Linked DNA regions of Homo sapiens: region 1 is linked to region 2. The links are chromatin contacts, found by Hi-C in ENCODE. All regions are on one chromosome and are shown on one strand. Each heading gives the region's core, a stretch centred on a gene start or an enhancer-like site at or near the end of the contact. The rest is flanking DNA. Distances are from core to core; before and after follow the strand shown.

Region 1 (5,096 bases), core at 1,215-3,714, 250 kb before region 2:
ACTACAGCCAACTAATAGTTTAAGATTCTTAGAAATGGACAAACCACTTGTTGCTTATTTCCACACAGTTACTACCTGTGTGGAAAAATTCAAGTTGCTAAATAACAGTGTCACTTTATGGCCTGGTACCACACTAGAGCCTGTCACAAGTTCCCAAGGGCAGTGGCCTCTTCCTCTACTAACGGGTACTACCAGAGACCTTGGTTACTAACACCTAAATATTAAGACCCATGGGATTTGCAGTCCCTACATTCATGCCTAGTACTTTGGTAAGATCCACACCAGGCACATACTGTTTTATGCAGTTTTCAAGGACATCTGCAATAGACACATATCTTCACACCTAAGCTTTAAAAAATACTTTAACGTAATAATGGTAATGCAGAGAACTAGAATTCAACATATTACACTGCTAAAATATTCATATAAATACTATATATGCATGGGTTCATTCCATTAGAAAAATTCACCTATCAGAATATTAAAGACCAGTATCAGCAAAGCCCAAGGAGAGAGTATTTTAACAGTAGGAACACTAAAAATATCAACTATGAGGTTTATAAACAAGTGGTGGGAAAGAGAACTTTTTACATTTGCTATTGTTATGACAGGCACAATCTGAAATACAATTTTAGATTAGCAGTGTATAAAAATACTTTTTAAACAATAGTTTTGATAGGTACAGTAGCATTTAAACAAACAGCTGTGTGGTTATTCCTTTTGAGGACCTACTAAAACAATTCGACTTACTGCCCCCAGCTACACCTGAAAGTGCGAACCTGGAAAGCAAGTCTCTTACCCAGGTACACATCACACACACCCACATACTGAAACCACCTCCATCTATGATGCATACTGATGAGGCGGTGATCTCAAACACGGCGTGAGACGAGTGTTTGAAGCCTGTTTCCATTTCCAGGTTTGGGATGAATGAACAAGAGGCGAAGGCCAAGTGGAGTCTGTGTGTGCCTGGGTCCTCTCTAGGAGTTTAATCTGGCATATCAATATTTAACTTGGGAGGGGGGGGAACGTATTTCCCAGGGCTCTGGGTTATAACTACTCTGGCCTTCTTTCCAAATATTGGAGCAATTTTCGGAGCTTCTGGAACTGATGTTTCTTCAGCATCTTCACTATCTTCGTGATGGAGATCATATGAAATGTTCCCATATTCTCTTAAAAATGGGAAAATTTCAAGCAGAAACTGACAGAAGTCTCTGCGAATGCCAAACCACCAATGATTGCCCCCCTTTCGCCTAAATGTTGTGGCCATTAAAGTTAGTAAGGAAAGCCAAAGGGGGACAAATATGGAGACGTAGGAGAATGTATTGTGGCCATCCAATCTGTGAACCAGCAGGACCTCAAAAGTGAGCAGAGGCACGACAATCGTTATCCAACTGATAGCCATGGTCACGTGTGTTCTCCGCTGCTCGGCAACCACATCCAGGGACCGCAGGAACAGGAGGGACCAGACGATGTAATAGAGGACGACCAGGCAAAGGAACGACATGAGGATCCACAGGGGCACAAACACCACCAGCCACGGCCAGTGAATAATCCTGTCCAGCTTTAGGGCGATGAAGATGAACTGCAGGATGTTGACCGAGCACAGGATCTCCAGCTCCAGCGACCTATCGTGTCGAAAGCCCCAGACGCAGGCAGCCACGGACACGGGGGACACGAAGAAGAGAGGCATGAAGACCAGCAGCCAGAAGTGGGTGCCCCTCTCCACCCTGTCGCAGACCAGGACTTCGAACATGAGCAGCAGCAGGTGGATGCCCACAGCGATCAGCATGGCTTTGAACTCCACACAGGCCTCTCCCTCGGTGCGGTAGCGAGGGTTGCGGGCCCAAACGCCCGCGCCCACGGAGGCGCCTGCGACGACTAGAAGCTTCCACAGCCATATGGGGGCAAAGACGGCCCAGTAGCTCCATTGGATGATGCCGTCCAGGCGGAGGGGCAGCAGCACCGAGAAGAGCAGCAGGCAGGTGTAGATGAGAAACTTACTGGGGTTGAAGTCCTGGAACAGGCCCCTGGGGTTCATGGCGGAGGCCGCCGCTTGCCTGCCCGGGCCTGCTCCCTCGCGACGCTCGGCGCTCGCGTCTCCGCGGCTTCTCCGGCCGCCGCCTCCCGGGCCCCGCCCAAGCCGGCTCCGCGTGGACGAATGCCGGGACGACCAGGAGGAGGTTCGGAGCGGCGAAGCGGAGAGGCCGGAACACGTGCACGCGCGGTCACGTGGCCCGGCCGGAAGCGCGCTGGGGTGTGGCGCGCGCGGGCACGGGCGGCGCGGCGGTTACAAACTGGGCGCTGCCTCGGTCCCGCCGCCGCCCGCGTTCACTCCGTACCCATCAAGAAGGCACCTAATGCGTGTGGGGCCCGAAGGGGCCTGGCGCGCTGCTGACTCCCCAAGCGGCCCGCGACCTTGGGCGGACGCTTCCAGGCGACTCCGGGAACATGGAGGCGGGAGTGAGCTCACATCCTCCCTGCCGGCCGGGGCGGGCCCTGCGGGGGCGGGGCCGGGTGGAGAGGGCGGGGCCTGGGCGTTGGCACCCTACCCATCTCTGCCGGGATCCTCGCCTCCCCGCGCTCGCCGCGGCTTCCCGGGAACCCGCCCGGGGCTAGAGCGCCCGCGGTGAGGCTCCAGCACCCCGCGCGCGCGAGCAGAGGCGGTGGCCGGGCTAGTGCGGGAGTTTGCGAGCGAGGGAGCGGGTGCCGGTAACTGAACGGATGCAAGGCGATGTGCATGAGCGCAGACCTGTGGGGGCCGGCGGCGGGTGTATCCCTGGCTCAAAGGAAAAGGCCCGCGCGTAGACTCAGGGCACGAGGTGGGGGGGCCTTACCTGGGATGAAGACTCGCGGGGCAGAACTCCGCCTGGTGGAGCAACGGACGTTTCTCAGGCTGCCTGCGAAGTGGCTGTGCAGAGATCCCAGGCGGCAGCGGCGCTCTTGTACCTGTCCCTCTCACTCCAGAGTGGAAGGTGCTGGTGAGGGTGTTAGACCCCACTCGGGAGGAAACTGGATCCAGACCAGGGTTGGGGGTTGCTTTCTGCCCCAGGTCACCCGGCAGGTTAACAGAGAATCGCGTCGCAGATACAGGGCTCCTACCTTCAAGTGTCTAGTCCTCATTTTGACTTATTTGGCCCTGTCTCTGTGTTATTCTCGCAAAACCATGTTTTCCTTTTCCTTTGGAAAAGGGTACTGGACCAGAGGTCAAGAGATTTGGGTTCTTGTCCAGGCCGTGCCACCCATCAGCTGAGAAACCTAGGCAAATTCACCTCTTTCTCTCTGGGCCTCAGTTTCCTGGTCTATGAAGTTGGGGGACAGACCTGGGTGGTGTCTAAGGGCAAGGCTGCAGCGGGTCTGTGATTTGGAGCACCCCTTTCGCCCTCTGGCCATCTGGGCAGACCCTGGAGGATTTCTGTCTTCCCCGCTGTCCCACTGCTCAGCAGAGCCCTGGCTGCCCTCACCAGTCTCTCCTAGTCCTCTTTTCCTGAAGTGGCTGTGGGATGTTGTCACGCAGGTCCTGGGCTCTGAAGTGGGACAGGCCATCAGAGGAACGCATGGCCTGTCAGGGCCTCCGCGGAGTGGCCCTCCCGCACCCTCACAGCACTGCCCCAGGCGGGCATGAGCAGGGTGTCCAGGTGTCGGGCGGACAGTCCCAGCCCCCGAGGCGCTCTCCACAACTTCACTTCAGCCACAGGCAATCTGTGGCCCTGGGGAAGGGAGTCCAGCTGAGTGAGCTTCACCAGTCCTCAGGCTCAGCCCTTAAGGCTGACTTCATAGATGTGTCTTCAGGGCCTCTTGTTTCTGGAGAGCCTTATCTCCCTCCATTCCTCCCCTAAACAGAGTTGCTCCAATCTGTCTGTTTTACACATTGGTCTTTTTTGTACTCTTTTCTCCCAAGAAGGATTTGTCAACTAAAAATTTGTAAAAGTGGAAAACCCCCTCACCAATCCAACCTCTTCATCTGTGAAATGGGCTTGGAAAAGCACACAGGATTGTTTTGAGGATTAGATGAATCAATACATGGAACTTTGCACTTTGCATTTAGAGACCTGCAAGTAATTGATTTGACCCCACTAGGAAAGCAGAGCCCGTGGAGGGGAGGCGCTGCCAGGAGCGCCCCCACCCTCCGGGAGCTGGTGGCAGAGTCAGGTCCTCTGGACCCTGCGAGAACAGTCAGAAGTCCTTCCCAATCACCTATGTAGTCAGATGAACTCAGGGCCTCTGCTGCCATCTTTGTGGCAAAGACAGAGCTCGGAGCTTATTTTCCCACCTTGAGCTCCTCATTCAGAACAAGTGCACCCTCTCCATCCAAGAAGCGGGTATCAAGGTGTCCTGTCACAGTGCAACAGTGGCTCTGCTGCACAGCTCCTGAGGGAGGGCAGACCCAGCTTCCAGGCTTGTGCCACAGGGTGAGGGATGCTGTCTGCCATCTGTCCCCAGCTGGCTTCCTTTGGCCTGCAGGCCTTGACCCCTCCCCCATCATGCCCTGGGCATCAGACACCCCTCCTTCACTGTTTTCCCTGATGCGGCCAGTCTCTCAGACACCCGCCTTTGTCTTTTATTTACCTGTAAAGCTAACATGGATTGTTTGCTATGTGCCAGGTGCTGGCGGCATAGCAGTCCCCAAGGCTGGTACACAAACCAAAGTGTGAATTCATTCACTTACAGGTGGTGTGTGTGGATGTGGTGTTCCAGGCCACCGGCACGGGCTGCTATCCCCCAGTCAGGGTGTGCGGGGGCACATGGCCCCAGAGGGCAGGGGCTGACATGGTTTGAAGGTCACTGTCCTAACGGTTGGGGAAGTCCTGGGATGTGTCCTAACCCCAGCCTCTTTCCCCTGCTTGGCATCCTCAGTCCCAACTTTCCTGTCTGAACTGTAAGGCTCTCCTGAGCTGATCCCGGCACACCTGGTGGCCAGGTCCCTTATGGTCCATGTACCAGCCCAGCCAGTCTGCTGCTTCCCCCTGAGTGTGGCCCACCCCGACATGGCCTCTGTCTCCTTCCTGGGCACCAAGACCCACGACAGGGCTTCAAGCCCTGAGAAACCTCGACCCCTGGTGGACCAGTGACCCTTCTCTCACCTCCCACAGCAT
Region 2 (5,059 bases), core at 270-2,769:
AGTGACCTAGTAAAATCTAAGGCATCCCTAGGGTCTATCTACTCACACTGTAACAGGAATTTCTGTATTTAAAGGGAGTGTTGGAAATAAAATACTTGTAAAATCAGTAAGTGACATGAATGCAAATATTTTGAAAATAAAGTTCTTTAGTTTACAAAATACTCAAAGATGGAAAAAATAAAATATCCTAACATTTGATGCTGGTGATAGTGTGGTGAACTAGACAACATTTGCACATTGCTGGCGGGAGGGTAAATTGGTATAAACCTTTAGAAAAGCAGCTTGAAAAACATTCTTCAAAATGTGCTGATCTCTTGGTTTTACTCCTGGAAATATGTCCTAAAGAAATGATAAACAAAATTAGACAGTTATTTCTGTGCAAGGCAGATAATTTGTTGAAATATGAATTTATGGCGTTTTCCCTTTGTATTTTTCCTTTCAATGTCCCGTATATGTAGCCAGACTTCTTTCTGTTTCCTAGTCTCAGGGGCATTTGCAGATATTTGCCTGAATCTACTTGCAGGAAACATCTTTTCCTGTCCTTTGTGAAAGAAGAAGGCCAAGAAAGAAAACACCAAAAAAAAAAAAAAAAAAAAAAAAAGATGAGTGGGAAGGAAAAGGGAAGAAGGAAGGTTTCTAGTATCTGGGAAGAACGCCCAAGTCCCAGAGGCCTGACCTAAGCCCTTTCCATAGCAGTGCCTTGGGATGTGGCATGGTTTTCCAAAAGTTGCTGTCTGTCCAGAGAAGCTGGAGTCAAAACACAGCTATGCTCCAGCATTCTGAGCCCTCAACCTGGCCCCAGCCACTGGGCGTCAAGGAGCATGCTAAGTGGGAGAACAGGGACCTCTGAGGAACCCTCCCTGGTGCCTAGCAAACTGTGCAAACCCCAGGCCCTTTGCTTGGCCTCAGAACCTGGGAGTCCTGAAAGTAACTAAGGTGGTTTTTTCCGGCCAGGCTTCAAATAGGATTTAAAGAAAACTTTGAATGTGACATTTTCACATATCCGCGTTCATGAGAAAACATATTTCCAAAGACAATTGAGTACAGAGTTATTATCTTATTTGATTTTTCAACTAGTGGTTAAATATTTTCCATAGGAAGATACCGAAGTCTCCTGCCCTGTGTTCCCTGAACTCCAAGCACATAACTCATTGTACCAACCTGGCCGGGAGAGTCATTCTCTATATTTAGTGTCTCACTGTTCTTCGAGGTTCTTGGGTCCTGGAGACTTCTCAGAGCGTTATCTTGTTTACCTCTGTGTCCCCAGTGCCTTACACAATGCCTGGCAAACACTATGGGAATGAATGAGGAAATGAACATGTATGTGAATGAATGAATGAATGAACAAATGGGTGTCTGGTGTCTGAGATAAAGGGCCTGGTGAGATCCGTTCCTGTTGTCTCCACATAGACGCTGCTGGCAGCCCTGAGGGCTGTGCACACGGGCCAGGCGGATGGAGTTAACTGCAAACACACTTGGGAAGTGTAAACAGCCCTCCTCCGGGCCAGGCCGACTGGCAGCCTCACGGGCAGCTTGCACAATCCTGTGGGCTGCTATGATACTCATTTTTTGGGCATGGAGTCATCTCTGCTTTGGGCCTCTCCCTCCTTGCCCTGGATTGTCTTGGCAACACAGATGGAACTGCGTGTCTGTTGTCAGTGGGAGGAAGTTCAGACCCCCAGCCCCTCCAGGAACTCCATTCTGATTTAGAGCTGCCCAAGGACCCAAGGAGGCTGGAGCTGAGAGGGAGCTTGGGGATTACCTAGCCCAACCTCTTCATTTTCCAGATGAAGGATCTGAGACCTAAAGAGGTGGGGACACTAAGGCCACTGTAAGTGTGTCAAAGCTTGCCACAGAGCTGGGTGTCCTGGGATGGCAGCTGGTTTCAGAACCAGCCAAGCAAGGCCTGTAAATCCTGGCACAACAGACTGTCCAGCCATGTGAACTTGGATCAGGGACTTCTTCCCGAGTCTCAGTCCCTTCATCTGCAGGGCACTGCGTGCAAGGGTGTTGTGCAGACCTTAGGGAGCGCTGATGGTAAAATGCCTAGCACAGTGCCTGGCTCAGACTAAGGGCTTCCTTCTGCCTCCCTCTGCCCTTTCTTTCCACACTTTTCGTGCTCACCATTCCTCCATATCTGGGCATGAAACGCCGCTGCTTCCCTCAGAACCTCCACTTCAGGGCCACCCCCTTCCCCTGTTGGCTCTGTGTGATGTGGTTGCCTCTGTATTCGTTAGAATCCACTTTCTTTCATGCTTTTTCTGTCTTCACACAACTGTTGATCCTGCCAAAATCATTCATTCATATTTTTCTTCTTTTCTCCCTTCTTACAGGCCTTCCCAGGCCCCTGCTATCTGCCAGCCATCTGCTGGGCAGAGATGCTCATGGCCGGCGCCTGCCCCTACAGAGCGCGACTGCTTCTCTGGAGAGGCTGCATGGGCAATGACAGTGCAGGGGAGGAGAGCTGGATGGCAGGGGCAGTGCTGTGTGTCCTCAAAACCCTGTGCCATCTCTCTCCTTTCTGGAATGCTGTGCTAGGCAGAATAATGTGCCACACCAAGAGGGTGCCTTAGTTCAGACTGCTAGAACAGAATATTATAGACTGGGTGGCTTAAACAGCAGGTATTTATGTCTCACGATTCTGGAGGCTGGAAGTCTGAGGTCAGGGTGCCAGGATGGTTGGGTTCTGGGGAGGGTCTCTTCTGGGCTCACAGATGGCTGCCTTCTTGCTATGCATACCCATGGAAGAGAGCAGAGTGAGCCATGGCAAACTCTTCTGCCTGTTCTTCTAAGACTGCTAATCCCATCATGGGGGCTCCAGCCTCATGACCTCATCACCTCCCAAAGGCCCCACCTCCTAACACCATCACAGTGCAGGGTAGAATGTCAACATTGGAATTTTAGGGAGACACAAATATTCAGTCCATAACAGATGGCCATGTCTTACTCCCCCAGATCTGTGGATGTGACCTCACATGCCAAAAGGACCTTTGCAGATGTGGTGAAGATACGGACCTTGAGAGGGATGGTTATCCTGGATTACCAGGGCGGGCACAATGGTCCCTGTTAGAGGAAAGCAGGAGGTCACAGGGAATAGAAGATGCTATTCTGTGGTTTTGAAAATGGAGGAAAGGGGTGAGCCACAAGCCAAGGAATGTGAGCACCCTTGGAGCCTTCCAAAGGAACAATTCCTACTGATGCCTTGATTTTAGCCCCAGGGAACTCATTCCTGACTTCAAGATACAGAATGCAAACACAGAAGACTACACTTCCCGTTGCCCCTGCAGTTTGGTGGGGTCATATGACTAATTCTGGCCAATGAAATAGGGCACAGGTGACACCTCCCTTTAGCCCGAGGCTTCACCCTCTGCCTTTTCTCTTCCCCTGCCACAGCCACTGAGGACATTCTAGCTGCTCAGGATGCAAAATGATGGAGCTGCTGGCAGCCTGAATCCCCAAGTGACTGTGTGGAGCAGAGCCTCCACCTGACTACCAAAAACTACCAGGATCTGGTGTTACTTGTTACAGCAACGTAACCCAGGCTCTCCTGATGATGAGTACTCTGATGAGGCTCTTGCTTCACAGAGGAGGTGACAATTAAGCCTTGAGGAGACACACATGTGCATGTGTGGTTGCGACCTCTGTGGGCACGGGTCTGTATGAGCACACATCTTTGTGCAACTCAGGTTGTGTGTGCGTTTGTGTGTGTATCTATGGGTTATCTCTGGGTCTAGCTCTAGTTCTGTGGGGTCTGGCACAAACTAAGGTGTCAGTATGTGAGTGGGTGTCTGGTGTTGAGGGGTCAGATACAGTGAGCACAGTACAAGCGAATATGAGGGGAGGATGTGATGACAGTGAATAGATGCTTTCAAAATCATCAGGAAGAAAAAGACGTGGGACACACTGGTAGCTCCAGAGGTGAGTCCTGAGTCCTGCGCCCCTGGGGGCCAGCTTTAGAGCCACGCCATGATTTATTAATCTGTAGTTGCTGTGGGAGCGTGGCTCTTTCTGGAGGGGCAAGCATGAACCACGTCAGTCCCACCACGGGTCGGGTTGGCACGATGTGTTCATTGCCCACATGACTCACTGTTTTGTTACCTGAAATACATCTAATTCCTATTAATAACGAGCACTGTAGGGCATACATTTCATCATTAGCATTAAATGACTTTATTGCAGGATACAAAGGAGCTGCCTGTGATGTATGATGCAACTGCTGGAGCGAGGGCCTTTGGAGAGAGGGCGTGTGTGCACACGAACACGCACACACATGAGCTCTCTTATGTCCTGGTCATTGTGCAATGAGGGTGTGTATCACAGGCAGACAACTTTTCTTGCACACTTCAGCACCTCCTGAAGCGAATATTTTGTTTGCTCGGCTTACCAATGGGGTGCCGGGAAGGCCACTGTGCCCCTAGTTGGTGTGGTACCCTAGGCCCAAGACAGGAACTTGTTTTCCTGAGAGTCTGTGCAGGCCAAGTGCAGGGCTAAAGGCCTTCAAAACTCTTACCTGAAAGAAACCCAGGACCTATCTGTGGGTAGCAGTTGCAAGCCTCATTTTACGTATGAGGAAACTGAGACTCCCAGAGCCCAGAGGACCTGCCTAAGGTGTGCGGTGGAGCAACTGCTTAAATCCTGCCAGGCCTGGCCCTCTATGCTCTTCCACGTGAACTTGAACCTTTGTTAGGTGCTCTGCCCCTCATTTTCCCAGTCAGCAGGGCTGGCTCATCTTCCCCTCCCTGCCAACCTCACAGGGCGCTTTAAGATCAAGCAAGATGAGGTGTTGGCAACACGGAGACTGCAGGAAGCATGATGCACGGATTACCTGAGCGGGTTTGAACTGCTGTTTGGGAGCTTTATGACTGAGATTACTCATTCTCCTTCCTTTTTTGTTTTGTAACAACTTTGTATCTTTCACTCACGGCCGTGAGAGTCTCCCCTCTGGCCTCTGTCGTTACTAGTAAGAACTGATGTCAGAGCCCGGTTGGGGCAAGTGGTCAAGGGGCTTGGCGGAACTGCTCTTCTGCCCCCCAGGTACACACTTGCCTTTGCAAAAACA

Evidence for each region. Hi-C counts contacts between places; a loop is a spot of excess contacts on that map. Pooled maps may share reads with other maps.
Region 1: a loop to region 2 is called in a map of ascending aorta, with 7 times the contacts of the local background. The contact joins the promoter of TMEM185B here to the enhancer-like site in region 2. A Hi-C loop is called at or near these places in 2 of 168 maps with a recorded cell type or tissue (Caco-2 and ascending aorta) and 4 of 50 pooled maps.

Annotation. Positions count from the first base shown.
Region 1 is chr2:120,220,936-120,226,031 of GRCh38, forward strand. TMEM185B (transmembrane protein 185B) reads right to left here and starts at 2,465. Exons shown (of 1, transcript NM_024121.3): 1 at 1-2,465. The coding sequence starts at 2,041. The coding sequence ends at 989. RefSeq lists silencers at 2,064-2,263, 2,414-2,783, 2,503-2,663 and an enhancer at 2,758-3,421.
Region 2 is chr2:120,468,957-120,474,015 of GRCh38, forward strand. No RefSeq gene overlaps it. Among named protein-coding and RNA genes, the nearest start is that of LINC01101, 5.1 kb to the left of the region's middle. Within about 2 kb of position 1,520, at least 23 of the 41 ENCODE cell types and tissues checked have a DNase peak (open chromatin) inside an H3K27ac peak, as active enhancers do; they include ascending aorta, where a contact is called at or near this core.